2 separate regions of the Homo sapiens genome follow, and region 2 is linked to region 1. A link is an interaction called in ENCODE POLR2A ChIA-PET data of the cell type or tissue named here. Cell type or tissue: CD4-positive, alpha-beta T cell. All regions are shown on one strand. Each heading gives the region's core, and the rest is flanking DNA. Links, peaks and the distances in the headings are about the cores only. Region 1 overlaps CNNM4 (cyclin and CBS domain divalent metal cation transport mediator 4). Region 2 overlaps FAM178B (family with sequence similarity 178 member B).

Region 1 (15,799 bases), core at 3,014-11,013:
TTTGGGAGGCCAAGGCGGGAGGATCACTTGAAGTCAGGAGTTTGAGACCAGCCTGGACAACACGGTGAAGCCCGTCTCTAAAAAAGAAAAAAAAAAAAAAAAAGGGAGAGCAAGTGGGCAGTCTTGGGGAGGGCAGAAACCTTAAACCTGTGGAATCCAGTGATGCTAACTCCAGGCAGCTGGCGCCAGAACTAAACTACAGTACACCCCAGCTGGGGTGGAGATGGAACAACCTATAACAAACTTTGGAAAATCAAATTTTAGAGCCCTCATTTATGATCACCAAATAACTAGGAATATACTCAAGAAAAGATGTGTAAGATTTCCACACAAAAATATTTTTGAAAGAAACTAAGAGGACACAAATGAAAAGGTCATCGTGTTCACAGATTGGAAGATTCACTACTATAAAATGTCAAGTCTGGCCAGGCGCGGTGGCTCCTGCCTGTAACCCCAGCACTTTGGGAGGCCAAGACGGGCAGATTACAAGGTCAAGAGATCGAGACCATCCCAGCCAACATGGTGAAACCCCGTCTCTACTAAAATACAAAAATTAGCTGGGTGTGGTGGCACGTGCCTGTAGCCCCAGCTACTCAGGAGGCTGAGGCAGGAGAATTGCTTGAACCCAGGAGGCGGAGGTTGCAGTGAGCCGAGATCACACCACTGCACTCCGGCCTGGAGACAAAGTGAGACTCCGTCTAAAAAAAAAAAAAAAATGTCAAGTCTTTGAGTTGATCTGTAGATTCAGTGCAATTCCATAAAATTCCCAGGTAAAAAGCTAAGAATAGCTAAGACAATCTTGAAGAACAAAAGGCTTAACATTACCAGATATCAAAACTTATAAAGTTACTGCAATTATGCCAACATGGTTACTGGAGCAAAGAAAAAGAAACAGATCAATTAAATCTAAGAGTCCAGAGAGACCCACATGTGCACCACAGTCCAGTGAGAAAAGGGATCTTCTCAATACAAAGTCCTGGGTATCATATGGATTTTTTTTTTTTTTTTTTTTTTGAGACGAGGTCTTGCTCTGTCACCCAGGCTGGAGGGCAGTGGCACAATCTTAGCTCACTGCAACTTCTGCCTCCCAGGCTCAAACAACCCTCCCACCTCAGCCTCCCAAGTAGCTGGGATCAAAGGTGCATGCCACCACGCCCAGCTAATTTTTGTATTTTTGGTAGAGACAGGGTTTCACCATGTTGCCCAGGCTAGTCTCAAATTCCTGAGTTCAAGTGATTCCATACAGCTTTTAAAGAAAGAATATTGGCCAGGCGCGGTGGCTCACGCCTGTAATCCCAGCATTTTGGGAGGCCGAGGCGGGCGGATCACGAGCTCAGGAGATCGAGACCATCCTGGCTAACACGGTGAAACCCCGTCTCTACTGAAAAAATGCAAAAAATTAGCCGGGCATGGTGGCAGGCGCCTATAGTCCCATCTACTCAAGAGGCTGAGGCAGGAGAATGGCGTGAAGCCAGGAGGCAGAGCTTGCAGTGAGCCAAAATCGCGCCACTGCACTCCAGCCTGGGCAACAGAGCGAGACTCCATCTCAAAAAAATAAATAAATAAAATAAATAAATCACCCAGTCTCACAAACCAGACTTAGACAGTAGATAAGGTCACATACATATTAATTAGCTTGTTGTACACCACAAATATATATGGTTTTTGTCAATTAAATGCTTAAAATAAAAAAGCTATGTAAAGGCTAAAATCCGCAGAGTGGGAGAATGTATTTGCAATACATATGTCTGATAAAGGGTTCATAAAAATTAACTGGGACAAGTGGCATGCACCTATAGTCCCAGCTACTGAGGAGGCTGAGGCAGGAGGATTACTTGAGCCCAGGAGTTCAAGACCAGCCTGGGCAACATAGTGAGACCCTCATATAAAAAAAAATTTTTAAGGCAATCCTGCTTACAATAGCTACAAAAAAAAGATACATAGAAATAATTTTTTTTTTTTTTTTGAGACAGAGTCTTGCTCTGTCGCCCAGGCTGGAGTGCAGTGGTGCCATCTCGACTCACTGCAACCTCCACCTCCCGGGTTCAAGCAATTCTCTGTCTCAGACTCCGGAGTAGCTGGGATTACAGGTGCCCGCCACCATGCCCAGCTAATTTTTTTGTATTTTTAGTAGAGACAAGGTTTCACCATCTTGGCCAGGCTGGTCTTGAACTCCTGACCTTGTGATCTGCCTGCCTCGGCCTCCAAAAGTGCTGGGATTACAGGCGTGAGCCACTGCACCTGGCCCCTAGGAATAAATTTTTAAAGGGTCCAGATATACATAACTATATAAAGAATATATAGAATAAATAATATATAAATAACTCCTAAACATGGTTAAGAAAAAGGCAGAGAGGGTAAGGCACGGTGGCTCACACCTGTAATCCCAGCACTTTGGGAGGGCAAGGTGGGCAGATCACTTGAGTTCAAGAGTTCAAGACCAGCCTGGGCAACATGGTGAAACCCCACCTCTACAAAATATACAAAAATTAGCCAGTCATGGTAGCATGTGCCTGTGATCCCAGCTACTTGGCGGGCTGAGGTGGGAGGATTTCTTGAGCCCAGGAAGTCGAGGCTTCAGTGAGCCAAGATCGCACTACTGTGCTCCAGCCTGGGTGACAAAGCAAGATCCTGTTTCAGAAAAAAAAAAAAGGCAGAGAGTTCAAGACCAGCCAAGGCAACACAGGGAAAACCCTCTCTCTACAAAAAATACACAAAGTTGGCCAGGCGTGGTGGCTCACTCCTGTAATCCCAGCACTTTGGGAGGCCAAGGCAGGTGAATCACCTGAGGTCAGGAGTTCAAGACCAGCCTGGCCAACACAGTGAAACCCCATCTCTACCAAAAATATAAAAAATTAGCCGGGTGTGGTGGCACACGCTTGTAATCCTAGCTACTCAGGAGGCTAAGGCAGGAGAATCACTTGAACCCAGGAGGTGGAGGTTGCAGTGAGCCAAGATCGTGCCACTACACTCCAGACTGAGCAATAAAGCAAGACTCTGTCTCAAAGTAGCCAGGTGTGGTGGCGCACAGCTGTGGTCCCAGCTACTCAGGAGGTTGTAAAGTGGAATATATTGCTTGAGCCTGGGAAGTTGAAGCTATAGTGAGCCATGATTGCATCACTGCATCCAGCCTACGTGACAGAGAGACTGTATCTCAAAAAAGAAATAAAAAGGCAAGGCAAACCTCCTAGAAAACAGGCAACAGGCCGGGCGCAGTGGCTCACGCCTGTAATCCCAGCACTTTGGGAGGCCGAGGCGGGCAGATCACAAGATCAAGAGATTGAGACCATCCTGGCCAACGTGGTGAAACCCTGTTTCTACTAAAAATACAAACATTAGCTGGGTGTGGTGGCGCGCTCCTGTAGTCCCAGCTACTCGGGAGGCTGAGGCAGGAGAATTGCCTGAACCCAGGAGGCGGGGGTTGCAGTGAGCTGAGATTGCGCCATTACACTCCAGCCGGGGCAACAAGAGTGAGACTCCGTCTCAAAAACAAAAAAAAAAGAAAACAGTTAAGACACAAATAAAAAGAATAGTCAAATGGACAATAAGCATATAAAAATGTGCTCAATATCATAATTCACTAGGGAAATCTAAATTAAAACCACAATGAGGTGGGGCGCAGTGGCTCACGCCTGTAATCCCAGCACTTTGGGAGGCCAAGGCAAGGGGATCACAAGGTCAGGAGTTGGAGACCAGCCTGGCCAATATGGTGAAACCCCATCTCTACTAAAAATACAAAAAAATTAGCCTGGTATGGTGGCTCATGCCTGTAATCCCAGCTACTCAGGAGGCTAAGGCAGGAGAATTGCTTAAACCCATGAGGCAGAGGTTGCAGTGAGCCGAGATGCATCACCGCACTCCAGGCTGGGCGAGAGAGCGAGACTCCATCTCAAAACCACAATGAGGGGGATGAAAAGAGGTTTATTAATGGGTACAAATATACACTTAGAAGAAATAAGACCTGGTGCTCCATAGATCAGTAGGTGATAATGGTTAACATTAGTCAATTTTACATTTCAAAATAACTAGGAGAGAATAATTCAAATGTTCCAAGCATAAAGAACACATAACTATTCAAGGTGATGAATATCCCAATTACCCTGATTTGATTACATGAATCTATCAAATTATCACATGTACTGTGAAAATAGCTATTATGTATCAATAAAAGTAAATTAAAAAAAAACACAATGGCGGCCGGGTGCAGTGGCTCACGCCTGTAATCCCAGCACTTTCGGAGGCCGAGGCAGGTGGATCATGAGGTCAGGAGATCGAGACCATCCTGATCAACACGGTGAAAGCCCGTCTCTACTAAAATATAAAAAATTAGCCAGGCGTGGTGGTGTGCGGCCTGTGGTCCCAGCTACTTGGGAGGCTGAGGCGGAGGAATCACTTGAACCCGGGAGGTGGAGGTTGTGGTGAGCTGAGATCACGCCACTGCACTCCAGCCTGGGCAACAGAGCGAGACTCCACCTCAAAAAAAAAAAAAAAAAAACCACAATGGCACAGTGGCTCTGGCCTGTAATCCCAGCACTTTAGGAGGCCGAGGAGGGAAGATGGTTTGAGGCCAGGAGTTCGAGACCAGCCTGGACAACAATGCAAGACCACATTCTCTATACAAATTTAAAAATTAGCCAGGCGTGGTGGCCCACACCTGTGGTCCCAGCTACTTGGGAGGCTGAGGTGGGAGGACTGCTTGAGCCTGGGAGGTGGGGGCTGCAGTGAGCTGTGATCATGCTACTATACTCCAGCCTGGATGACAGAGAGACAAAACAAAAACAAAAACAAAACAAAAACAAAACACAGTGAGACACAACCATGCACACACCTTAATGGCAAACATTAAACACACATACACATACTTAACAATACCAGAGTTGGTAGGGATAGGAGTGAACACTGATACAAGCACTTTGTAAAACTCTCATCTCTACCATCCCTGTGCCTTAGCAATTCCGTTCCCGGGCATATTCCTAACAGAAATGCCTTCATACGTTCAGCAAGAGACATGCACAAGAGTGTTCTTAGCAGCATCATTTGTAATAGTCCCAAACTGCAAACAATGCAATGTCCATCAACAATATTACTGGTTATATAAGGGAATATTATGACAGCAACCAAAAGGAATGAATGACAGCTACACACAGCATGGATGAAGCTCAGACCCTTAACATTCAGCAGAAGCCAGACACAAAAGTGTGTATATATGATATGATTCACTTACAAAAGTTTATAAACAGAAAAACTTTGACCCACAATGACTGAGGGAGCAGGGCAGGGACTGGGAGGGTGCATGGGGTCAGGGGTGGGCTTCCAGGGTGTGGATAATGTGTTATTACTGGAGCTCAGTGGCAGTTAGGGGTGTTTGTTTTGTGAAAAGCTATCAGGCTGTACCCTTATGATTTATGCACTTTTCTCTATATTATGCATCAACAAAAAGTTTACCTAAAAAAAATCTAAAACTGACAGTACATTTTTTAGCATTTTTTAGCCTGAACTTACTGGAATCTCCCAATCTTCTGGCTTTTTTTTTTTTTTTTTTTTTTTTTTTTTTTTTTTTTTGAGATGGAGTCTCACTCTGTCTCCCAGGCTAGAGTGCAGTGGCATGATCTCTGCTCACTGCAACTTCCACCTCCTGGGTTCAAGCGAATCTCCTGCCTCAGCCTCCCAAGTAGCTGGGAGTACAGGCACACATCACACCCAGCTAATTTTTGTATTTTTAGTAGAGATGTGGTTTTGCCATGTTGGTCAGGCTGGTCTCGAACTCCTAACCTCAGGTGATCCACTCGCCCTGGCCTCTCAAAGTGCTGGGATTACAGGCGTGAGCCACTGCACCCAGCCTGCTCTCTTTCTTAACAGCTACAATCTCACTGCAAGGAGACACTGCATAGTGCTTCAGAGCATGGCTGCTAGGGCCACACAGCCTGAGGTTGCCACTTAGCTGTCATGTGACTGGGAAAGACTGTTGGCCTCTCTAAGCCTCAGTTTCCCATCTACAGCACTTGGAGGATTAAATAATTATTTCATAAATGTTAACCACTAACACAGGCACAGGCATTTCCCCTGTTCGTTCTTTTTTTTTAACTTTTTAATTTAAAAAAAATTTTTAAACACAGGGTCTCGCTCTGCCACCCAGGCTGAAGCGCAGTGGTGCAATCATAGCTCATGTAACCTCAAACTCCTGGCCTCCAAGTGACCAAAGATCTTTGTTGCGGAGGCAAGATGGGGCTCCAAGGGAACAGAGACTCACCTGGTGGCCTCTTCCCTCCCTCCCTGAGACACCTGGGAGGCAGCAGAGGACCAGTGAAGCTGAAATGAAAACACGTGACTGGCAAATAGAGCTGTGCTCCTTCCTTCCCCTGCCCCCTCCCACAGGGCAGCCCTCACATGACGCTCCTGCAGTCGGAACATGGATGCGCTGGCGGTCAGGACGGTGGGTTTAACTCTCCCCAATTTGGAAGGGGGGAAAACTAAGTAAATGAGGTGAATTTCCTCTTTCACTTTCATTTTTCTCCCTTGAGCTCTGCCTTCTGTTACCCTGACTATATACACTGGGGTTCAGATAAGATGGCATCTGAATTAGCATATAATTATATAGAGGGTTCTTTTGAGCTCAGTTTATTTATTTATTTATTTTTAATAAGCTTTCTATATTTAATTAACTTTTTTTTTTTTTTTTTTAGATGGAGTCTTACTCTGTCACCCAGGCTGGAGTGCAGTGGCATGATCTTGGCTCACTGCAACCTCCACCTCCTGGGTTCAAGCAATTCTCCAGTCTTAGCCTCCTGAGTAGGTGGGACTACAGGCACACGCCACCGCATCCAGCTAATTTTTGTACTTTTAGTAGAGACAGCATTTCACCATGTTGGCCAGGCTGGTCTCAAACTCCTGACCTCAGGTGGTCTGTCCACCTCGACCTCCCAAAGTGCTGGGATTACAGCCATGAGCCACCGCGCCTTGCCATTTCATTTAATTTTAAATTTTTGTGGGTACATGGTAGGTGTCAGTGTATTTATAATTCCAAAAATGACACCACCCTGAACAGCAGGGCAGCCTGCCAACGGAGACAGTGTATGAGAACTGCTGTGGCCACAGGTTGGCATCAGTGTCAACTGGGGCACCTTTGGATAATAGCAATAATAATTTTAAAAATAACTAATATTTACAGCATGATTACGCAGTGCCGGGCACAGGGCTCGGCACCTTGCACGCCTTACCTCACTTAGTCCTCACCATGAGGTCTGAGGGGGACACAGTCTTCAATGTGGATGACCAGATCACTAGCAGCTGAAGAGAAAGTCACTATTTTGAGCATTTCATGAAATAAATCACACTGTACAAGCATTTACTAATTTTTGAAACTGACTTCTAACTCTTGGGAAAGTTTCATGAGAAATAGGTTTCGGTTTAAGGCAGGACTCCTGGTGACAGTCCATGTATGCATAAATGTGGGCGTTTGCGAGCCTGTGTGTGCACATGGGGGGTTAGCAGGTGGGTGTGAACATGTGTGAGTGGCCCTGCCTGTGCATCTGGGAGGTAGGAGTGTGTGTGTGTGCAAGTGTGTGAGAGCACCTGCCTGTGCCTTTGTGGGGGGTATGAGTGTGTGTGTGCGTGCATGGGTGAGAGCGAGCCTGCCTGTGCCTTTGTGGGGAGTATGAGTGTGGGTGTGTGAGCATGGGTGGGAGTGAGCCTGCCTGTGCCTATGTGCGGGTATGAGTGTGTGTGTGTGTGCGCATGTGTGTGTGAGCGCCTGCCTGTGCCTATGTGGGGGTATGAGTGTGTGTGTGTGTGTGCACGCATGTGTGTGTGAGCGCCTGCCTGTGCCTATGTGGGGGTATGAGTGTGTGTGTGTGTGTGCACGCATGTGTGTGTGAGCGCCTGCCTGTGCCTATGTGGGGGTATGAGTGTGTGTGCGCATGTGTGAGTGAGCGCCTGCCTGTACCTATGTGGGGGTATGAGTGTGTATGTGTGTGCACGCATGTGTGTGTGAGTGCCTGCCTGTGCCTTTGTGGGGGGTATGAGTGTGTGTGTGCGTGCATGGGTGAGAGCGAGCCTGCCTGTGCCTATGTGGGGGTATGAGTGTGTGTGCGCATGTGTGTGTGAGCGCCTGCCTGTGCCTACGTGGGGGGCATGAGTGTGTGTGCGCACGTGTGTGTGAGCACCTGCCTGTGCCTATGTGAGGGGTATGAGTGTGTGTGCGCACGGGTGGGAGTAGAGCCTGCCTGTGCCTATGTGGGGGTATGAGTGTGTGTGCGCGCATGGGGTGTGTAAGCGCCTGCCTGTGCCTTTGTGGGGGTATGAGTGTGTGTGTGAGCATAGGTGGGAGTAAGCCTGCCTGTGCCTATGTGGGGTATGAGTGTGGGTGTGCACATGTGTGGGAGTGGCCCTACCTGGGGTAGGGGAGGGATCCTCCTTGCACTGAGGCTCCAGGCTGCCTCCTGGCCAGAGACCAGGCGTTCCAGAGAGCCTGGGAAACCAGTCCTGCAACAACCCTACCCCTTCACAGTAAATCAGCCCTGCAGCATGGAAGCAATTCTGATCGTAACCTCTGGGGAATGCTCCAGCAACACCAAGTTTAACCCCCAGCAAAACAAACTAGCAGCTGTACACCCAGCCTCTGGGCTCACCTTCCCGCAGAGGCGCACAGCACTGCCCAGCCCTTGTCCTGGTGCAGATTCTCTGAGAGACTCCGAAAGGATGATGGGGATAAGGATTTAATTTCTTATCAGCAGGGAATCTGAAGAACCCATCTAAACTGTGTTCCAAAAAGCAAGGATTTCTTTCTTTTTTCTTTCTTTTTTTTTTTTTTGAGATGGAGTGTGGCTCTGTCGCCCAGGCTGGAGTGCAGTGGCACGATCTTGGCTCACTGTAACCTCCACCTACCGGGTTCAAGCAATTCTCCTGCCTCAGCCTCCCAAGTAGTTGGGATTACAGGCATGCACCACCACGACCGGCTAAAATTTTTTGTATTTGTCTAAAAAGTAGAGACAGGGTTTCACCATGTTGGCCAGGCTGGTCTTGAACTCCTGACCTCAGGTGATCCACCCGCCTCGGCCTCCCAAAGTACTGGGATTATAGGTGTGAACCACTGCATCCAGCCATGCTGTTTGTTATAAGGTTTTTGTTTTGTTTTGTTTTTAATAGAGACAAGTTCCAGCAATGAGATGTATCTCTTTTATGGCTACGGAAAAATAATAAACACTAATAACAAAATAAAAAAAAAAAAAAAGAAAATCATCTAACAGTGGAATAAGCACAGAAGTAAGGAGTCCAGGCTCTAGCCTACGACATAAGCCAGGGGCCCTTTATGGAGCTTCTGACCCTCTCCACGACAGTACATTCTGGTGAGAGGAGAGGGGTAAGCGAGGCGCAGGGCAGGCGTGGCAGCAGACACAGGGGCTGAGAGCTGTAGTGCAGCAGGTTGGAGCAAATGGCAGCTACCGGCCAGACAGCTGCTTCCCACCCCCTCAGCCGAGGGCCAGCCGGGTACCTCTGGAAATTCTAGCACCTTCACACATCTCAGAGTCAGTTCTGCTAAGGAGTTCCAAGAATCCCTAAGACCACAGGAAGGCTTTGAGACAGCCTGTCCATCCCCCACGGGCTGGGGAGAAGGAACCAGGAGGCTCTGCGAAAATCAGTCACCAAGGCAGCGACAGAGGCCTGGCCCAGGCTGCCTTTCCATACACACTCTCCATGGCTGCGCGGCCTTTCAGGAGCCAGCGCTCAGTGCAGGACAACCATGCTGGCCCCTGCCCTCAAGGAGACTGGAGGCCTGTAGTAGCGACTCCTTCAGAGGGGCCAGGCTTCCTTCCCCTCAAAGATGTCCTTGCTGTTCAGTCAACCAGGTTCATGTGGGAGGGGTGCAGAGAGAAGGCACCCAGGGATCCGCACCGCCAAGTCCGTCTAGAAAAGGAGGGGAAGCAGCCCGGGAGGCCTGAGCCACACCCCCAAAGCTGCTGCGAAGGACGGTGAGGCTCACCTCTCAGCCTTCGGGTCTTGTCCAAGCTCTCCCAGGGCAACACGTACCAGAGTGGAAAACGCCATGTCTACCCGCCCTAGCAAATTCCGCTGAAATGTCTTCCCAGACTTTTACTTACGAGACAGGCCTCCCCTTCCCAAGGGCCCCCTGCTGATCCTGTAGGGCCATTCCCTGATGTTGTGCTCCTGTGTATTCACCCATTTTCAAGGTTAAACATCTGCTCGGTGCTTCCCGTCCTGACCAGAGGTGAGCAGAAAAACACTGGAGCGGGATTTCCTAGTTAAAAATACGAGACCTTTGAAAAGTAAACACCAGAATAACTAAGAACCTATCAGGGCCTCGATGCACAGCATTGCCTTCCATTGCACAAACAAGAGCTCTGAGAAGAGAACTGTCAAGTGAAGACACGTGAGTGTCCTCTCAGTGCTGGCTCCTCTTTGGGAACCCGCCCATAGGCTGCATGGGGCCAGCCAGGAAGGAGGTGCAGCTGCCCACTGGCTGGCACGCACCAGGCCCCTCCACGTGCTCATGTTCCCTTCCCACAGCACTGCACTAAAGGGAAAGTGAGAAGGAGCCTGGCCACAGCTCTGTCAGCTGTCCCTGCTGGGACCTCTGCCTGCACCCGGAGTATTAACCAGCTCCTGTCACTCTCAGATACACCTGCCCCCAGGCAGCTTCTTGAGATCAAATCACCATATTGAGGCTATTACCAGGCAGGGCTGACGGAGAACCGGTGCAAAGCTGCCTTCGGGCACCACTTGTCCGAGGCTGCTCTCGCTGGGCACCCCACAGCCTAAGGTCCCATCCCACAGTCTGTGCATGGTCTTCACCCCATCTGACCCTCCAAGGAGGCTCCCGAATAGCGTGCCCCCTTGGTTCTCTTCGTCTCCATCAAGGAGTCGCCTCAGCCTGGCTTTTACACACTGACACCCCCTGCACTGTCCTTTCCTCTCTCACACATTCTTTTTTTTTTTTTTTTTGAGACAGAGTCTCACTCTGTCACCCAGGCTGGAGTGCAATGGCGCGATCTCGGCTCACTGCAACCTCCGCCTCCCGATTCAAGCTATTCTCCTGCCTCAGCCTCCGCAGTAGCTGGGATTACAGGCACCCACCACCACGCCTAATTTTTGTATTTTTAGTAGAGACGGGGTTTCACCATGTTGGTCAGGCTGGTCTTGAACTCCTGACCTCAGGTGATCCACCTGCCTCAGCCTCCCAAAGTGCTGGGATTACAAAGCCACTGTGCCCAGCAGCTCTCCATTCTGCCTGCTCTTGGCCGACTCCTTTTTTATTGAGACGGAGTCTCGCTCTGTTGCCCAGGCTGGAGTGCAGTGGCGCGATCTCGGCTCACTGCAAGCTCCACCTCCCGGGTTCACACCATTCTCCTGCCTCAGCCTCCCGAGTAGCTGGGACTACAGGCGCCCACCACCACACCCAGCTAATTTTTTGTATTTTTAGTAGAGACAGGGTTTTACCGTGTTAGCCAGGATGGTCTCGATCTCCTGACCTCATGATCCGCCCGCCTCGGCCTCCCAAAGTGCTGGGATTACAGGCGTAAGCCACCGCACCCGGCCTCTTGGCTGACTCTTAAACCTTTTAGCGTTGTCCTGGCCTTGCTCCTCAGCCTCACGTGGGCATTTTCCCCTGCATGCCTGCCTAGATGTTACTGCACACTGGTGTGGTCCAGGGCCAGCAGCATGGGCATCATCTGAGAACCTGTCAGAAATGCAGACTCTCGGGCCACACCCAGACCCACTGAGTTCAAGTCTGCATTTCAACAAAATGTCCAGGCAGTCGAGTGTGAGAAGCTCCAGTGTAAACAATGCTGGGCACGGAGAAGGAGCTCAGCAACGGGTCACACCATTATTATGACCACCACTTACCTCCCTCTGCCCTCACTAAACTGTCTCTTCGTCCCCCTTTCCCGATTGCAGTTAAATGACATAATCAACCTGAATCCCAAGCTAGAAACCTCAGACTTTCACAACTACTTCCGGGCCCTGACTCCCAGATCTCCACAAGGATCAACGAGTCTAGTTACTCTCACTTCAGAAGCATCTCACAGGCCTGCCCTCCCTCAGCCCCACGGCACCCTATCTGTGAGCTCTGTGCAGCTAGGCGTTGTTCACGTGTCTCTCTCCTTGGTAGACTGTGAGTTCTGTGAACAGGGCAGTTTTATTCATCTCTGATTCCCAACAGCCTGCACAGTGTCTGACACAGAGGCTTCAAAACGGTCACTGTTGGTTGAACAAATGGATGAATAAGCAGGTGCGGATGGGAGGGTGGGGTGTGGAGGATAAGTTACTTAAGGTGTGTCAGATAAGAGGAACCAAAAGTGAATGCAAAAATCATGCAGTGTTTTTTCTCAACTTCATAAAGTTGTTGCGGGAATAAAATTAAGTCAGTGGGAAAATCTGACACAGCCTAGATGAAAATATGGGTGTTTTGTTGTTGTTGTTGTTTCGTTTTGTTTTGTTTTTTGAGACAGAGTCTTGCTCTATCGCCCAGGCTGGAGTGCAGTGGTGCAATCTCAGCTCACTGCAACCTCCGTTCAAGCGATTCTCCTGCCTCAGCCACCCCAGTAGCTGGGATTATAGGCATGTGCCATCATACCCAGCTAATTTTTGCATTTTTTTAGTAAAGATGGGGTTTTGCCATGTTGGCCAGGCTGGTCTCGAACTCCTAGCCTCAAGTGACCCACCCAAAGAGCTCCCAAAGTGCTAGGATTACAGGCGTGAGCCACAGCCAGGAGGATTTTTTTAATGAAAATATTTCTAGCTTTTCCCCACCAATTTATACTGCACTACCTTGCTGAGAGGAGGAGTAACAGGTCCAAGGCCACCTCACAGGTCAGTGACCAGGCTGGCTGGAGTTACACCCAGGTCTATACAGGGTCTAGGTGGTTATAAGGTGGGTGGGGAAAGATAAGGTGTTTAAAGATGAGCTAAGTACCTGGGAGGGAAGGAGTGTCCCAGAGGGTGAGGCACAGCTAGAAGCTGGAAGGTGGGCTGCAAGGGGGGTGCAGAGCTCTGCCCTCTTCCTTCATTACTTAGCTTCAGGGTCTGGGAGAGTGGTGAAGGCAAAACACAAACTGGGGCAGGAGGAGCTGGAGGTGGCTTTGTTCTGAGATTCCAAGGTGGACAAACCCACCCACAACACCCAGTACTGCAAACAGTTCCAGGCGAGGTTTAAGCGGAAGGGCCAAGGTTCAAATCACAGGAGACTCTCAGGCCTGAGGGCTTGTCTCACCAACTCGATGATCTTACTCCTGTGGTCCTGCATCACCTAGCATCACGTCTTGCACGCAGCATGGGGTTCCACAGATATCTGGCACTAACTGCCGTGAGCTGGGAGACAGAAGTGCTGCAAGGCTGTACCCCTGCCTTACTCCTAGGGACACTCGGCCCCTACCTCTGCATCGATGCCCCTAGCCCGTCTCTAAGTGTGTAGGAGCACATTCATGACTCATCTAATGAGGGAAGCTGTGTAAACCCCCAGTGGCCAAAGACCACTTACTGGTGGGGAAACTGAGGCACATGGAGAGGAACCATGCATCACACTCAAGGCCCCAAACTCTACTTCTCAGTCCCTGACATGTCATCCCAGGCACTCCTCCTGTCTGTCCTGTGTGGCTGGAACTCTGAACCCGGTAAGTGCACAACACCCATTTTTCTTTGCACTCATCAGCTCCTCAGAATTCTAACACTATTAAAATGGGAATGATCCTCTGCCAAAACAGACAGGTATTCATTCACTCACTTACTCACTCAGTGCCATGGATGGAGGCCTTACTATGTGCCAAGAGCCATTCTAGGGGCTAGAGATACATTGATGAGCAAAACAAAGAGACCTGCCCTTTGAAACTTATATGCCAGTGGGAGGAGACAGACAGTAGACAACACAGTAAATCAGCAAATTACATAGATGCTAGAGAGCAATGTGTGCTACGAGAAGAGAAGAAATCGGCACAGGGCAGGGGAGATTAGGAAGTTGGGGTGGGATGGTGGGTGCAGTTTTAAACAAGGTGGCAAGAAGGCCCCACTGAGAGGTGACCTGGGAAGACAGTGAGCCATGCTGACTTCTGGAGAAGAATATTCCAGCCCAAGGAAACAACCAGGGCAAAGGCCCCATGGTGGGAGCATCCTGGTGTGTTTAAGAACAGCAAAAAGGGCCAGGCACGGTGGCTCACACCTGTAATCCCAGCACTTTGGGAGGCCGAGGTGGGCAGATCGCTTGAGGTCAGGAGTTCAAGACTAGCCTAGCTAACATGGTGAAACCCCATCTCTACTAAAAATACAAAAATCAGCCAGATGTGGTAGCATGCACCTGTAATCCCTGTTACTTGGGAGGCTGAGGCACAAGAATAGCTTGAACCTGGGAGGTGGAGGTTGCAGTGAGCCGAGATCATGCCAGAGTGAAACTCTGTCTCAAAAAAAAAAAAAAGAAAAGAAAAAAAAAAAGGCCAGGTGTGGTGGCTCACACCTGTAATCCCAGCACTTTGGGAGGCTGAGGTGGGTGGATCACCTGAGGTCAGGAGTTCGCAACCAGCCTGGCCAACATGGTGAAACCCCATCTCTACTAAAAATACAAAAAATAGCCGGGCGTGGTGGCGGGCGCCTGTAATCCCAGCTACTCGGGAGGCTGAGACAGGAGAATCGGAGGTGGAGGTTGCAGTGAGCCGAGATGGTGCCATTGCACTCCAGCCGGGGCAATGAGAGCGAAACTCCGTCTCAAAAAAAAAAAAAAGAAAGAAAGAAAGAAAGAAAAAAAGAACAGCAAAAAGGCCAGTGGGGCTTGCCAGAGAGTCATCCATTGTTCATTCATTTGTCCAACACTTACTGGAGACCCGTCTCTTTACCAAGCACTGAGTGGTGAAAACACTAAGAAGGCATGGCCTCTACCCTCAAGGAGCTTATAATGCTGGAAAGGGGAAAGAAAGAATACAAAGGCCCTAAAAGAGGATTACTTGTGGGGCAGAAGGACTCTGGCAAAGCTAGGCTCAGGACCCTCACCCAACCTGGGGTGGAGGAGGGTCCAGGACAGACCCTCAGAGAGAGATGCTGGGCTAGACAGTTGCCCCAGCTCTGACTCTGGTGCTGTTAACAATGCCAGCTGAAAGGCTGGGCAGGGTGGCTCACACCGGTAATCCCAGCACTTTGGGAGGCCAAGGCGGGTGGATCACCTGAGGTCGGGAGTTCAAGACCAGCCTGACCAACATGGCGAAACCCCGTCTCTACTAAATAAACAAAATTAGCCAGGGGTGGTGGCACATGCCCGTAACCCCAGCTACTCAGGAGGCTGAGGCAGAAGAATCGCTTTAACCCGGGAGGTAGAGGTTGCAGCGAGCCGAGATTGTGCCATTACACTCCAGCCTGGACAACAAGAGCAAAACTCCGTCTCAAAAAAAAAAAACAACAACAAACAAACAAATAAAACAATGCCAGCTGTTCTAACTTTGCTCACTTGTTTCTCTTAGCAAAAAAAAAAAAAAAAAAAAAAAAAAAAAAAAAAAAAAAAAACCATTCCCAACACCAGACTCCTAAACTCTTTTTTTTTTGAAACAGAGTCTTGCTCAGTCGCCCAAGCTGGAGTGCAGTGGTGCGATCTGGGCTCACTGCAACCTCTGCCTCCCGGGTTCAAGCGATTCTCCTGCCTCAGCCTCCTGACTAGCTGGGGCTACAGGCATGTGCCACCACGGCTGGATAATTTTTTGTATTTTTAGTAGAGACGGGGTTTCACCATGTTAGCCAGGATGGTCTCAATCTCCTGACCTCGTGATCTGTCCGCCTCGCCCTCCCAAAGTGCTGGGATTACAGGCAT
Region 2 (15,799 bases), core at 4,020-12,019, 130 kb before region 1:
CCCATGGCTTCTGCCTCCTCCTCTGAACCTGGTTGGAGTTCCGGGGAGGCCTTGCCAGGTGGGGTCAGGCCTCTTCTATGGGAGGGAGAGCCCACAGCCAGCCTCAGCCAGCCCCTCTGCTTGTGCCCTGCACAGTCTGGGTGGTGGTGGGGTGAGGCTTTTCTTTTTCTTCTCCATGGAATAAGTTCTCAGTCTGTAAAATAAAAAAATGGTCTCGCCCCGCCCCCTGCCCCCTCCTTGCTGTGTCCCAGTGGGAACTAAGAATGCAGGACGGGGTTTAAAAGGCGGGGAGGGCCATCAGGATGAAAGGCAGTGGGCAGGCGGGGACAGCAAGGGGGCTCGCCACTCACATGTGGGTTTCTTTTCATCCATGCACCCTCTTGGTGCTTCTTGTGGTGCTTTTCTTCATTTCTGGATAACAGCCCCATCCTGACCCACCCTGCCCGCCTCTTCCCTTCTGGAACCACCCCTGGCACTGCTTTGCCGGCCTGCCTGCTCCCCTCACCCCCGGGCCGGGCAGGCCCTCCTCGCCCGCTGTGAGTAAACGAGTAAACGAGCTCCCGCGCAGGCCTCAAGTTTTGGATTAATGAAGCCCAGATGCAGACTTCTGACTGGCTTTGAGTTCACTGTGGAGCAGCTCAGAGGGGCCATTGACCTCCCACTGTGTTCCCGGCCCAGCTGCTGCTGGGGCTCCCAAACAGCTGGAAAGCTGGCCCTGTCTGACAGGGAGGCGAAGGCCTGTGCGTGGGGGAGAACCTGAAGCTTGGGGCTCTGGGTGTGGGGCCACGGGGTGGCCTGCACCCACGGGGGTCTGTTGTAGGGGCCGTAGAGAGGGGATAAGGGGCTTCTGTTAGTTATCCCATGGTTCAGTCCGGGTGGGCGCTGCCTTTCCTCAGTGCTCAGTGTGGGGGAAGTGGGAAGTGTTGAGTGAGTACACAGTGGTGCTGCACAGGAGGGGGTTGAGGCTGAAGGGGCCCAGGGTCAGGGCACCCCCACGATGGTTCACATCAGGCCTTCACAGTCAGGCATGGAGGGGAATGGTTGGTCCCTCTCAGGGTTGCTAGACACGATGCACATATCACATGGGATAAACTTATGCCAGAAAAATTATTTTCGGTCGGGCTTGGTGGTACATGCCTGTGATCCCAGCTACTTGGGAGGCTGAGGCAGGAGAATCGCTTGAACCCAGGAGGCGGAGCTTGCAGTGAGCTGAGATGCCGCCACTGCACTCCAGCCTGGGAAACAGAGCAAGACTCCTGCTCAAAAAAAAAAAAAAAGAAAGAAAAAGAAAAAGTATTGGCTGGGCGCGGTGGCTCACACCAGTAATCCCAGCACTTTGGGAGGCTGAGGTGGGCAGAACACTCAGGCGGATCACCTGAGGTAGGGAGTTCAAGACCAGCCTGACCAACATGGAGAAACCCCGTCTCTACTAAAAATAAAAAAATTAGCTGGGCGTGGTAGCACATGCCTGAATCCCAGCTACTCCGGAGGCTGAGGCAGGAGAATCGCTTGAACCGAGGAGGCAGAGGTTGCGGTGAGCCGATATCGCACCATTGCATGCCAGTCTGGGCAACAAGAGAGAAACTCCATCTCAAAAAAAAAAAAAAAAAAAAAAAAAAAATATATATATATATATATATATATATATATATATATATATATACACACATATATGTATATTTTTGTGTATATATATTTTGTATTTTTAGTAGAGACGAGTTTTCTCCATGTTGGTCAGGCTGGTCTTGAACTCCCAACCTCAGGTGATCCGCCCACCTCGGCTTCCCAAAGTGCTGGGATTACAGGCATGAGCCACCGCACCCGACTTAACTGGGCATCTTATATTTTAATCTGCTAAATCTAGCAATCCTATCTCCCTTCCAGCTGAACTTTTTTTTTCTTTTTCTTTTTCTTTTTTTTTTTTTGAGATGGAGTCTCGCTCTGTCGCCCAGGCTTGAGTACAGTGGTGTGATCTCTGCTCACTGCAACCTCTGCCTCCCGGGTTCAAGCAATTCCCTGCCTCAGCCTCCCGAGTAGCTAGGATTACAGGTGTGTGCCACCACGCCCAGCTAATTTTTGTATTTTTAGTAGAGATGGGGTTTCAGCATGTTGGCCCAGCTGGTCTTGAATTCCTGACCTCAAATGATCCACCCGCTTCAGCCTCCCAAAGTGTTGGGATTACAGGCGTGAGCTACTGTGCCTGGCCTGAATTTTTTTCTTAATTGTTTTATTGAACTACAATATACAAACAATAGAGCAAAGACAGTTAAGTGTATGGCTCAGTGCATTTTCACAAGTCCAATGCACGTGAAGCCAGCACCCAGGTCAAGAAATGAAACATGATCAGAACCTGCCCCCCACCCCCACCCCAGGGTCATGAGTATCCAGACTTCCAACAGCTGAAGTTTGCCATTTGCATTTTTTTTTTAAGAGTTGGGGTTGCCTGTAATCCCAGCACTATGGGAGGCTGAGGTGGGTAGATCATGAGGTCAGGAGTTCAAGACCAGCCTGGCCAAGATGTTGAAACCTGTCTCTACTGAAAATATAAAAATTAGCTGGGCGTAATGGCAGGCGCCTGTAATCCCAGCTACTTGGGAGGCTGAGGCAGGAGAATCGCTTAAACCCGGGCATAAAAGAGTTGGGGTCTTGCTGTGTTGCCCAAGGTAGCCACAAACTCCTAGGCTCAGGCAGTCCTCCCACCTCAACATCCTGAGTAGCAGGGACTGCAGGCGTGGAGTACTGTAGCTGGCATGCCCATGTTTGTACCTCATATAAATGAGACCCTGTTGGCTGGGCACAATGGCTCATGCCTGTAATTCCAACACTTTGGGAGGCCAGGGCAGTTGGATCACCTGAGGTCAGGAGTTTGAGACCAGCCTGGCTGACATGGTGAAACCCCGTCTCTGCTAAAAATACAAAAAAAAAAAAAAAAAAAAAAAATAGCCAGGCATGGTGGCGCGTGCGTGACTGTAGTCCCAGCTACTTGGGAGACTGAGGTAGGAGAAATGCTTGAACCCGGGAGGCAGAGGTTACAGTGAGCCGAGATCATGCCATTGCACTCCAGCCTGGGTGACAGAACGAGACTCTGTCTCAAACAAAACAAAACAAAAAATGAGACCATGCAGATACATTTTTTGTGTCTGGCTGCTTTCCTACCACACTGGAGGTCGTTCATGTTGTTGGAGGTACTTGTGGTTCATTCATAATCACAACACCCCCCCGTAGGACTGAGCTGTATGGATACAGCCTGATCTGTCTGTCCACTGTGCTGTTGCTGCTGCTGCTGCTGCTGTGCAAACCTTCTAGTGCCTCTCCTTTTTTTGCAACTTTGTACCTAGGAGTAGGATTGCTGGGCATGGGGTGGGCATCTACACATCTTTAGTAGATCTTGCCAGTTTTGGGCAGTGGCGCACCCATCAATATCCTGCCAGCTGTGTGTGAGTGCCCATAACCCTGCGCCCCCACCAGCACCTGGCATGGCCCCAGCTCGTGTTGGCTCTTCTGGGGTGCGGTGCTGCTGCTGCTTGTTCTGCTTTTTGAAAAATCCAAGAGTCCGCTGCTTTGTCGAGTCCTCTGACTTTCTTGACTCTTTCCTAAGAAAATCTAAAAGTGCCCCAGGATTTTAGACCCTAGATTAATGCCTCTGTGATCCCAGCCTCACCGGAGCTTTGAGGAAGCCATTCCTGCCTCAGTTCCCGTTCACCCAGGGAGCCTCTCTGCATGCAAGGCTGGGGTGAGAGGTCCAGGGGCCAGGGGTTCCAGGCACAGCTGTCTCTGGGCATTCTCAGGGCTCTGTTTCAGCCTCTTTGCCTCCCTGTGGCTTCCTCTTCCTGATTCTCCCTCCAGGAGGCAGGATGGCCACCAGTGGCTGTAGTGGCGGCCCTGCTGGAAAGGCCTGCATGCCTGCACTTTGCTGATAGTTCAGCCACAGCCCGAGGCCACCTCTCAGTGACTGGGTCAGGTGCCTGTCCTGGGAGCCTGGCAGGAGATGGATTTCCCAAAGGAAAGCCCAGTGGATACTGGGTGAAAAGAAAACCATGAAGTTTGGCCTGCTGAGGCCAAGTCAGTCCCCCAGCCTCCCCCACCCTGCAGAGGTGGAGCCACAAAGGAAAGAAGAGGCAGAGGCGTATTGAAAAGCAGTTCAGCCGGGCGCGGTGGCTCACGCCTGTAATCCCAGCACTTTGGGAGGCTGAAGCGAGCGGATCACGAGGTCAGGAGATCGAGACTATCCTGGCTAACATGGTGAAACCCTGTCTCTACTAAAAATACAAAAAATCAGCCGTGCATGGTGGCGGGCGCCTGTAGTCCCAGCTACTCAGGAGGCTGAGGCAGGAGAATGGTGTGAACCCGGGAGGCGGAGCTTGCAGTGAGCCGAGATTGTGCCACTGCACTCCAGCCTGGGCGACAGAGCGAGACTCCGTCTCAAAAAAAATAAAATAAAATAAAATAAGCAGTTCAGTGCTGCTGCCTCTATGGATCCATGGATATGTATCGGCAGAGGGGATAAAAAACTAAGAAAAGCCCAGCTCTGTGGGCCTCTGAAATTACCAGGGACTTGAGTTTTTGTGTGGATTTATTATTTAATTTTCTGATCATGAGAGTTTCATTCCTCCTAGAATACATAATGCTGTAAGCCAATGGAGAAAGCCCTTTGCTGGGGTACCCCAGATGGAGGGTGGCTCCCCCAAAGTCCCCTCTCCATGGGTATCCTGCCCCCTGCTCGGGCTCCCCGACTTCCAGCACACCCTCTCTCAGGCTGTCGCTTTTCCCCCAGGCGGCTTCGAAGCCAGCTCAGCCTTGTGGTCATTGCTCGAATGCTGGGCCAGCAGGAGATGCTCCCTCTCTGGCAAGAGAAGACCCAGGTGAGTGTTTGCTTCAGGCCTGGGCAGGAAGGCCATGGCCTGCGGGCTCTGGAGGCTTTCCCCAAAGGCCAGGAACATCAGGCCCCAGAGCTAAGCTGGCTCTGAACTCTCTACTCATGTTCTTTCATCAAGAATTACCGCTTGCATGCCAGCCATGTGCTAGGCGCTGAGGACAGAGCAGTGAGCTGAGAGCCTGTCTTTTTAAAAAATTGTAGTTGCTGGGCACGGTGGCTCACGCCTGTAATCCCAGCACTTTGGGAGGCTGAGGCGGGCAGATCATGAGGTCAGGAGATCAAGACCATCCTGGCTAACACGGTGAAACCCGTCTCCACTAAAAATACAAAAAATTAGCCAGGTGTGGTGGCGGGTGCCTGTAGTCCCAGCTACTCGGGAGGCTGAGGCAGGAGAATGGCGTGAACCTGGGAGGTGGAGCTTGCAGTGAGCCAAGATCGCGCCACTGCACTCCAGCCTGGGCGACAGAGCGAGACTCCATCTCAAAAAAAAAAAAAATTGTAGTAAAAGCTGGGTGTGGTAGCTCACACCTATAATCCCAGCACTTTGGGAGGCTGAGGTGGGCGGGATCGCCTGAGATCAGGAGTTTGAGACCAGCCTGGCCAATGTGGTGAAACCCTTGTCTCTACTAAAAATACAAAAACTAGCTGGGCATGGTGGCGGGCACCTGTAATCTCAGCTACTTGGGAGGTTGAGGCAGAGAATTTCTTGAACCCAGGAGGCAGAGGTTGCAGTGAGCATTTAATTCAAATAAATGAATTAAATTCATTTATTTAATTTTTTTGTAATCATCTTAACCATTCTTAAGCATAGTGTTTCAGCCATTTCTAAGTGTACAATTCAGGGACCTTAAGTTCATTCACAGTGTTGTGCAGCCATCACCACCATCCATCTCCATAACTCTTTCAACTTCCCAAACTGAAACTCCACACTCATTAAACACAACCCCCCAACAGTGCCCACAGCCCATTTTTTTGTTGTTGTTTATTTTTTATAGTAAAGCATAAAAACAAATACTGTTTGTAAAGATGAAAACAAATACTATTAAATTAAAACTACTCCCTCTGGTGTCCCCTCAGTCCCCAGGGTTAGGTATTGTTGGGGCAGCAAGGGCATTAAGAGGTCGGCCTTCTGAGCCGGGCGTGGTGGCTCACGCCTGTAATCCCAGCACTTTGGGAGGCCGAGGTGGGCGGATCACTTGAGGTCAGGAGTTCGAGACCAGCCCGACCAACATGGTGAAACCCCGTCTCTACTAAAAAAACAAAAAATTAGCCGGGCATGCTGGCAGGCGCCTGTAATCCCAGCTACTCGGGAGACTGAGACAGGAGAATTGCTTGAACCTGGGAGGCGGAGGTTGCAGTGAGCCGAGATCGCGCCACTGCACTCCAGCCTGGGCGACAGGGCAAGACTCTAAAAAAAAAAAAAAAAAAAGAAAAAAGAATTCAGCCTTCCTGTCCTGTTCCTCTTCTCTCCAAAAAGCTCTGACTGCAGGCTCCTGGCAGCTCAGAGGACGTCACTTCACGGGGTGATGAAGGGGTCACTGGCAGCCCAAGGATGGATGGAAGGGAGGTTGAGCGCGCCCGCACCTCCGCAGTAATCTTCCTGGAATCCTGGGAGAAGAGCTGCTGGGTACAACTGACCCTTCCAGCTCAGCTACACTAGGGGTGCTCTGGCTAGAGGCTGTGCATCTCTAGCCACTGAGGCAGCATAACCCCTTGCCCAGAGGGCTGAGACAATGTTCCAGCACATCCCTGGGTGAGGTGGACCATATGTCTGAGTCCCAGGTGCTGTGACTGCAAGGAGGGAGTTCAGAGAGGTGACCGGTGGGGTTGGGTTGTCTGAGCGGCTTCGGCCTGGCTTTTGCCTCAGATGCCTCCTTTGCCTTGAATGCTTCCCCCAGGCCTTAGTAGAACTGGAGCTTCTTGTCATTCCCACTCCAGCCAAAATGTCACCTCTGCAAGGGGCCTTCCTGACCACCCAATCCAGAGTGCCCCAGCACTGGCTGTCATCTTGTCCTAAGTCACTCCTGGTGGCCACCCCCTGATCTTTTCCTATTTGTTTGCTCAGCATCTGTGTTTTCCATCCCCTACCCCCAAGCAGAAAATAAGCCCCTGAAGAACAGGGAACACGTAGTTTCTGGCCCCTGCTGCCCCTCGGCACCTGGCGGTGCCTGGCACACCCCGGGAAGGCAGTGCACGCTTGTGGAAGGGACAGGCACCCAGGTGGGTCGTCGGGGTGCATGGGGAGAACGTGCCCCAGCTGAGACCTTGGGAGGGGCAGTGAGGAGGTGACCGGTGCTGAGGTTACTTCATAGATGGTCTCTGTGAGGAAGGAAGAACAGAGGGACCCAGCGGTGTTGCTGGGAACAGCCAGCAGTTAGAGGCAGGGGGGAGCACAAGATGGGGTGCCTGGGAGGGCTCTGGGATGCAGGCTGACGGACAGGCCCAGCGCAGAGTGGAGGCCAGAGGGGGCGCGACACAGGTGGCCAGAGAGAGAGTTAGAGCCAGTTCAAGGCTTGGCATTTTGCTTCATTTTGTTTTTTCTTGGCCAGCAGCTGTGCATAGAGTGAGGAGAGCTTGGTGGGGCTGCCTTCCTGGTGGAGGTCAGAGTGGCAGAGGGGAAGTGTCATGGAGGAAGGGCTGGGTCGTTGGGCCCAGGAGTTGGAGGCTACAGCGAGCTATAATCACACCACCGCACTGCAGCCTGGGCAACAGAGCCAGACACCTTCTCTTAAAAAAAAAAAAAAAAAAAAAAAAGAGTGGGGAATGGGGGCGCGGGAGGCAGTGTCTCTGGCCTGTAATCTCAGCACTTTGAGAGGCTGAGGTGGGAAAATCATTTGAGCCCTGGAGTTCTTTACAAAAAGTAAAATAATTAGCTGGACATGGTGGCATGTGCCTCTAGTTCCAGCTACTTGGGGTGGGGATGCTGATGTGGGAAGATGGCTTAAGCTCTGGAGGTCAAGGCTGCAGTGAGCCATGACGGCTCCACTGCACTCCAGCCTGGGCGACAGAGCAAGACCCGCTTTTTTTTTTCTTTTTTTTTTAAAGTACATGGAGTGGCGCTGCCTCCCCTTGAGAGATCCTGGCCAGGCAGGTCTCCCAGGCTCCCCAGGGGCCAGGGTCTTGCAGCCTGTCAGGGCCAAGCCAGGTCCAGCCCACTTGCTGCATGCCCACCATGCACCCATGTGTTTATTAGACACTAGCTGAGCAACCTGAGTGCCAGGCTCTGTGCCAGGTACTGGCACTGGGGAGACAGCACCAGATGACCTCAGAAGAGAGGGGTGAGCAAGTCGGCCACGGCCATAGTGACTAACTCTGTCCAGGCACAGTGCGGCAGCTGCTAGAGAAGATGCCCTGAGCCAGGTCTTGGAGGCTGAGTCAGTGCTTGTACTGCAAAAAGGAGAAAGGGAGTGAGAGATTCATGGCGACTGGAGGGATAGGAAGGACTGGCAGGGGCCTGCCCATGGCCTTCCTGGAGCTCCTTCCCCATCTCCACTGCAAGCCCAGGGCTGCTCACAGCCTCCTCCCAGGTCTTCAGGCTGCCAGGCACTCCCCTTTCCAGTCTGGCCTGTCAGACCTTCCTGAAACACTCCTTCAAAGGGCCACCTCGTCCCCACAGCCACCCACTCAGCCCACATGCCCCTTTCCCAATGTCTCCTCCACGGGGCTTGCCAGTGCTGCATGTTCTCATCGGGCCTCCTCACAGGCCCTGCCTGCCCTCTGCACACAGCTTTTGCTGTGTCTGGGCCTCTTCTTCCTTTCCACCTGTCACCCCCGACCCGCAGTAGTGGCAGCTCCCATGTACAACAGCACAGCTGTGTCCTGGCTGCTGTCCTCAGTGCTCGCCCCTCCTAGCAGCCCAAGGCCCTCAGACTTACTGTCATCCATATTTTACAGATAGGGGAACTTTCCAGGGTCACCCAACAGGGAAGTGGTACAGCCGGGATTATTTTATTTTTGAGGCAGGGTCTCACTTTCCCAGGCTGGAGTGCAGTGGTGTGATCACGACTCACTGCAGCCCCAACCTCCCTGGCTCAGGTGATCCTCCCACCTCAGCCTCCCGAGTAGCTGGGACTATGGGCGTGCACCACCACACCTGGCTAATTTTTGTATTTTTTTAGCGGCAGGGTTTCGCCATGTTGACAAGGGTGGTCACAAACTCCTGGGCTCAAGTGATCCTCTTGCCTTAGCCTCCCAAAGTGCTGAGATTACAGGCATAAGCCACTGTACCCCGCCTAGAGCTGAGATTAAAGTCCTGCCCTTGACCACTGCAGGGCACCGCCTTAGCCTGTCCAGCTCTCTCCTTGCCTCTGGACATCCTGGACCACACCCGCCACTTCATGGTGAAGTGCCCTGCTGGGTCCTTGGGCTTTAGTCCCGGTTCACAGACAGGAGGACAAGGGCCGTCCCTCCCTTTCCTCATCAGTGCACAAGTGCTGGAGAAATCCTATCAATCGATTCACTGTAAAAGGGGGCACAGGGGTTTAGAATTGACTGGTGTAGGAGCAGAGGACCTGGGGCTGGATCTGGGCACAGCAATTTGCAGGGCACTGCTGGGCAGGAGTCCCTGATGGCCAAGCTGCTGGGCTCTGTATCTCCCACAAGCTGCAGCGGAGGCCCCATGGAGCAGGAGCAGAAGCACACGTTGGAGAACTGAACTTGAAGGACAGGACTTACAGCATTGAGGTCACACAGGCAAGTGGAGGCTCAGTTAGCCAGAGCCTCAAGGCTACGGTGAGGGTTTTGACTTCTGCGCAGAAGTGGGGAGCCCCTGCAAGGATTTGGGCAGAGAAGAAACAAAATCTGATTTATACAACGTTTAAAAATTACTCTGCCTGCTGTGTTGAGAAGAGATTACTGGGAGTGGAGAGGAAGGAGGTGATTGCAGTAATCCTGGCAAGAGATGACAGTGGTTTGGCCTGGAGAAACAGCAGCGTGGGCGGTGAGAAGTGGTCAGGTTGTAGGTGCATTTCCCAAGTACAGACAGTGGGATGTGCGATGCAAGAGAACAGAGACAAGGACTCTAGGTCAGTGCAACAGGCGGGATGGAGACGCCCTTTGCCTACCCTAGGCAAGACGCAGCTGGAGCAGGTTTGGGGAGGAAATCAGGAGTTTGCTTCTTATCCTGGGGCACTTCTTGCAACACAGTAAACCTCTTGTCAAAGTGTGTCTTCCAGTTTGGGATTTGGAAAACGTGGGCTTCGGGTGGCTCAAATCGGGGATAAAGGTTTGCATCTACTCAGAAAATGTTAGCTGCAGTCTTGACTGTTCATTTATTCATTCAATCATTTGTTCATTTGACAGATACTTACTAGACATGTACCATGTGCCAGGCACGGTGCTAGGTTCTGGGGACTCTGCAGTGAAAAAACTGCCCTCAGAGAGTTTACATTCCAGGGAGTGGGGGGGAATAGGTGATAAAAAGCAAGTAAATTGCAAAGGGGCCAAGCGCTGTGGCTCACTCCTCTAATCCCAGCGCTTTGGGAGGCCAAGGTGGGTGGATCACTTGAGGTCAGGAGTTCGAGACCAGCCTGGCCAACATGGTGAAACCCTGTCTCTACTAAAAATACAAAAATTAGCTGGACGTGGTGGTGGCCGCCTGTAATCCCAGCTACTCGGGAGACTGAGGCAGGAGAATTGCTTGAGCCCAGGAGGTGGAGGTTGCAGAGAGCAGAGATTGTGCCACTGCACTCCAGCCTGGGGGACGGAGCAAGATTCTGTTTAGATAGATAGATAGGCAGACAGATGGGAACTTGGGCAGGTGGGCCTCACTGAGAAGGTGGGTGTGGAGCAACGGCTGGAAGGAAGAGAGAGGCAGGTGCTGTCTGGTCAGAAGGCCCAGGCAGGGCACCAGCTCCAGGAAGCAGCAGGCAGGTCGTTGGGTCTTTGCAGACACTTAAGATCTTGGCTTCCTGTCCTAGGTGAGGAGGAAGCCAGGATTTGCACCCAGGAGCAACATGCTGTGTGGCCAGTTGCTTCTCTGGAAATCAGCCTCCACCACCTCTTCCCTGCCTCTGAGAAGGCTGGTGGAGGCCTGTCTTCCTGAGGGATCATTGCTTCTCGCCCTAGGTGTCTGCCCTAAGCGGCCGAGTGTTTGTAGAGCCAGCTGCCAGCAGTGATGTCGGTGTAGGGAGAGTTCTGGTCTGGCCCATCCCCGCTGGTTCCTGCAAGGCCCAAACAACCCCTTATCCTGGAGAGGGGTTTGTGTGTGGGGGAGAGGCTGGCTGGAGCATCCAGAGATGGAAACAAAAGGGAATAAACAATCGGAAGGCACAACGGCACAGGCAGATCGCAGGGGCAGCAGCTTGCTGCACTGAGCACAGCCAAGCTGTTTTCATGAGTGAGAGGAAAAACACAAGAGCAAGCATCGCAAGAGTGCTGTCCTGTGCGCCCCTGCCCAGCCCCACCCAGGCCTCCCGTAGCAGGGAGGGTCCCGGCTGGGCGAGGCCTGCCCAAAGGCCACGCTGGGGGTGTGGGCTGCAGAGCCTGACCCTATGCTTGCACAGCTGTGAGCCCTGAGTGGGCAGAACTGTTCTGGAAACTATCTTGACTTGTGAAGCCTGAGGAAGGTGGCACAGCCATGGTTTGGGTGAAGCCCCAGATGGTGCCTCCCTTCGCCCAGAACCTTCCTCCCCCCTCCCAAAAGGATCAGAAACTAGGCTGAGAAGCCCTGGCCGCCTCCCAGAAGCTGAGGCCCTGGGCCTGACTCCTAGCCCCCAGCCCAGCTGCTCTTGTGGGCTGTCTCAGCCCATAACCGGCTGATGTGCTGAGCAGGTGGTAGGTGAGTCACCGGAGGAAGCCAGGTGTGCCAGCCAGGCTAAGCTCAAGAGGGGGGCTGGGCTGCAGGGCTCAAGCCCCTAGCCCATGGCCACCCTGCTTCTGTGCCATCTAAAGAGATGGTGCTTTTGTGAACTACCCTGGATCTGCTCCCACTTACTCCCCGCCCTGCCCCCAGGGCTGCTGTGGCCTCACAGAGGCCAAGGGCTGGGAGCCTGCCTGCCTCTGCCCCAGCCAAGAGTTAGCTTCAGGGCAGCTGGGCAGTCCTTGCTGGGGCTGGGCCCAGGCTACCCGAATCAAGTGCATGCACTGGGCCAGAAGGAGCGGCTAACTGTAGACACCTGGACTTACGCAGGTCACATTCCCTCCAGAGGGGTTCAGAGAGGTTGGGCAGTTTATTCAAAAACTAAATGGGGGCTGGGGCGGCTAATAGCTTAGGTGCCATAGTCAGCCAAAAGCAGTGTGTGGGCCTTGTGTTGAATCTCCCTTCAAACAGACCAACTGTTGGAGGACATTTTAGAGACAGAGAAAACTGAACACAGGTGTTGGATGATGATAAGGAAGTCTCGTTGATTCTGTTAGGAAAGAAATGGTATTATGATTAGATTGGGGGGAAATCCTTATCTTTTCTGTAGAAGCTCTTTATGGGTAAAACGATACGATGTATTTGCTTTAAAATCCCCTGGAAGGAAAAGAGCGGGAAGGGGAGTGGAAGGCAGGGGCTGAAGACACAGGCCAGGCGGAATGAAGATGATGGTGGTCTTGCTCATGGTGATGGACTGTTGGGGACTTAGTCCATGGTCTCTCTTCATGGTGTTCCAAACCTCCACAGAGAAGAGTTAAACCAAAAGAGAGGGATGCAAGGGAGGGTGGGCCCACAGATGCAGAGCGGCAGTGCAGGGGGTGGGGATGGGTGTGGGTGAGTGTGGGTGAGGGTCTGTGGGGGGGATGACTGGGTGGGTGTGGGTGGGGGTCTGTGTGGGGGGATGAGTGGGTGGGGGTGTATAGGGGGTCTGTGTATGTGGGTGAGTGTGTGTGTGAGTGGGCGTGGGTGGGGATCTATGGGTAGGGGGTCTGTGGGGGGGGTGAGTGGGTGTGTATGTAGGTCTGTGTATGTCAGTGAGTGGGTAGGTAGATGGGGGTGGGGGTGTGTGGGGGTCTGTAGGGGGGTGTGGGTGGGGATCTGTGGGTGGGGGGTCTGTGGGGGGGTGAGTGGGTGTGTATGTAGGTCTGTATGTGGGTGAGTGGGTAGGTGGATGTGGGTGGGGGTGTGTGGGGGTCTGGGGATATGAGTGGGTATGTGTGGGGGGGTCTGTGTGTATGTGGGTGGGTGGGTGAATGGGTGGGTGTGGATGTGGGGTCTGTGGAGGGGGTGAGTAGGTGTGGATGTGGGTCTGTGTGTACGTGGGTGAGTGGGTGGGGGGTGGGAGGCCTGGGTATGTGTGGGTGTGGGGAGGATGAGTGGGTGGGTGAGTGGGTGGGTGTCAGGTCTGTGGGGGGAAGAGTGTGTGTGGGTCTGTGTGTGTGTGGGTGGGGCGTGGGGGAGCTGGGTATGTTTGGGTACCCCTCCTCTCCTGGGAAGTATGTGTGATCCATTTTACAGATGAGAACACTCAGGATCCGAGAGGCCACAGTTCATAAGGTAGAGGTGGGTCTGTGTCTCAGAAGCCAGTGCCCTAACACACTGCCACCAGCTGAGGTGTCCAGGCCGATTCCCGGGAGCACCCTGAGCTCTTGGCCACCACCCTCTGTGAGTGACAGCCTCCCTTCTCCTCCCCAGCTGTCCTCGCTCAGCCGGCTCCTGGGCCTCATGAGGCCATCATCTCTCAGGCAATACCTGGACTCTGTGCCCTTGCCACCCTGCCAGGAGCAACAGCCAAAGGCTAGTGCCGAGCTAGACCACAAGGTGAGTGAGCACCCAGCACCCGCCTGCCTCCACCACGGTGCCACCACCACAGGTAGCAGGGAAAGGCAGGGCTGTCCACATTGCATGGCCTGCGGGTCCTTCCAGAACCCCAGGGCCATGCCAGGGCAGAGACCAACAGGCTGCCTCCCTGTGTTGAGCAGAGGTGCTCAGCATCTCACCTGTAATTAGTGCTGTTACCCGTGCCGCAGGCGCTGGGGACGCCCTGTGCGCAGGTGTAGGGGCCAAATGTCTGCCTGTCCCTGCTTGTGTGCCTTTTGTTGATCTGGGGTTGTCAGCCTTACAGCATGGTTTAGGGAGGATGCAGGAGCTGGATGCCAGGGAGGGGATGGGAGCACATCAGGATAAGCGCAGGGTTGTCTCGACGTGCAGGGCATCCCTTCTTCTGTAGGCAGAGCTGGGCCCAGCCTCCCTGTTCATTTTCACTGTGGTTGTCACTGAGTCTGAGTCCTTGGCCTGTCCCCAGTTCTTCCTAATTGACTTTCCAGACATTGCCCAGCTTTCCTGAAAGCCAAGTTCTGGTGGGAGTCAGGAGCAACAAGGTGCCCCAGGGCCTGCAGGTTGTGGAGTTTGGAACAGTGAGGCCTATGAGTCCCTGGGTGAATGTCAGAGCAGGGATGTGGTGGGTGTGAGGGCTGCAGAGTGGGCATCCCGGGCTCAGCTTCCTGGGGAGCAGGGCTTAAACCTCGATGTACTCTGCTGCCCCTGGGGACTCGGGAATGAAGAATGGAGATAGGGATCGTTATAATTGGGGAAGATGGTAATTCCAGAAACTCACTCGGAGGCTGGATGTTGATACAGAAGTCCAACCTTTGGGCATCACTCTGCAAATCAGATAAATGAATTAATTACTTAATGAACACAAATGAACCATTAAAGAGATATGCTAATCCCCAGGTGCACGCTCCTCTTCTGGAACATGTGGGGAAGGTTGTCTTTCAGTTGTGCCTAATATTAGTGCGTTTATGAGGCTGCTGCCTCCCAGGAGAGCGTGAGCTGTCTGCATGCCCCTTCTCTTGTGCCAAGTATTTCCCCAGAAACTGGAGCTGGTTATGGGCTGGTTATGGGGCCTCTAGAGAGGAGGTGGGGGTCAGTCCTGGGGTGGTCTGTCTAAACAGAACTCAGGGAGGCCTGGGCAGGGAGCAAGGAACAAGAAGGCGAGTGGTGAGAGAGAGGAAAGAGTGTCACGTCTGGTCTGGCTAAGCGGAGAGTGTGGCCTGCAGGCACCTTGGGGGCCAGTCCTGGGCCTCACCTAGCAGAGGTGTGATTCCTGCCAGGCTCACTCTGGTACAGAGGCTATCCAGGTGGCAGAAGACATTCTTTCAACAGCTGGGGAAGAGGGACAGTGAGCAGGCTGAGGATGCCTTTTCTTTAGAGGACTATTCTCACACACCTAAAGGAGGTTTGAAAGCCTCCCCCTGGTTGGCCGCCATATTGGAAATGACCTGTTTGGCCTGAAAACATGGAGGCACCGTGCAGCTCGGCAGAGCCCCAAAGGGGTAGGGTGCACTGGTCCAGGGCAGTGGAGAGGCAGGCGAGTCCCAGGCAGCTCTCAGAAGCCTTCACTGCAGCCCGAGACCACCTTAGACCCCCTCTGCTGCGCTCCCCTACACCTCTGCCTCTGAGTGAGGGAGCCCCAGGCCAAGGAGGGTACATGGGCACAGAAGTGTGAAACAGGCCCCTGGGCTGGGTTCTGTCCCCTGGGCTGGGCACTGTTCTGACTGGGAGGGGCCAGGTGGGGCAGGTGACTGGGCTCCACTCCCACCCCGGCCGGATGACTCCTCATTAGGCCTCAGCATGTTTCATCTTCAAAGAGGTTAGATGGGCCACTCACCAGCCAAAAACAACAGCGGCGGCATCCACCCTGTTTTATAAGGAGTGGTGGTCTGAGCCGTGGCTGAGCCTTTCATCCCCAGAGCTCAAAGTCTTTGCCTTTTCGTTTCCCTTCAGTGCCATGGGGAAACTGAGGCCAGAGTAGGGTTGACCTGAGGCGGCCCAGCCTGGAGGAAATGCCTACTTTCCCAGCGTTGGGGCTGCTGAGCTGAGCCTCTGCCTTTTGACGCCTACCCATCCCCCAGGCCCTCTCACTCCTGTCTGGGAGATTTCCTGCCCTGTGCGGCTGGGTCACAGCCCTCCTCCAGCCCTGCAAATAAACACTTCTGCCCAGCTCCTTCCCCACCTCCTCTGGCTGCCTCAGGCCTTGGCCCAGCCTCTCCCTCTGGGAA

Evidence for each region. Peaks named below come from ENCODE experiments on the same cell type or tissue, not always from the same donor. Only the 100,000 strongest peaks of a DNase experiment are listed, where the experiment ranks them.
Region 2: POLR2A ChIA-PET joins it to region 1 with 5 read pairs; 4 of 35 experiments call an interaction of 5 or more read pairs at or near these places.

Annotation. Positions count from the first base shown.
Region 1 is chr2:96,764,724-96,780,522 of GRCh38, reverse strand. The region is part of intron 1 of CNNM4 (cyclin and CBS domain divalent metal cation transport mediator 4); the gene reads right to left. Among named protein-coding and RNA genes, the nearest start is that of CNNM4, 12 kb to the right of the region's middle. RefSeq lists enhancers at 6,418-6,477, 7,198-7,327, 10,152-11,086. In CD4-positive, alpha-beta T cell, for the core only: no CTCF peak of the experiment used is centred there; a DNase peak (open chromatin) is centred at 6,372; H3K4me3 peaks cover 1,704 bases; H3K27ac peaks cover 1,067 bases.
Region 2 is chr2:96,891,683-96,907,481 of GRCh38, reverse strand. It overlaps FAM178B (family with sequence similarity 178 member B), which reads left to right. Exons shown (of 17, transcript NM_001122646.3): 13 at 4,775-4,862; 14 at 13,431-13,556. Among named protein-coding and RNA genes, the nearest start is that of SEMA4C, 30 kb to the right of the region's middle. RefSeq lists enhancers at 215-810, 3,295-3,794 and a silencer at 8,605-8,749. In CD4-positive, alpha-beta T cell, for the core only: no CTCF peak of the experiment used is centred there; a DNase peak (open chromatin) is centred at 11,621.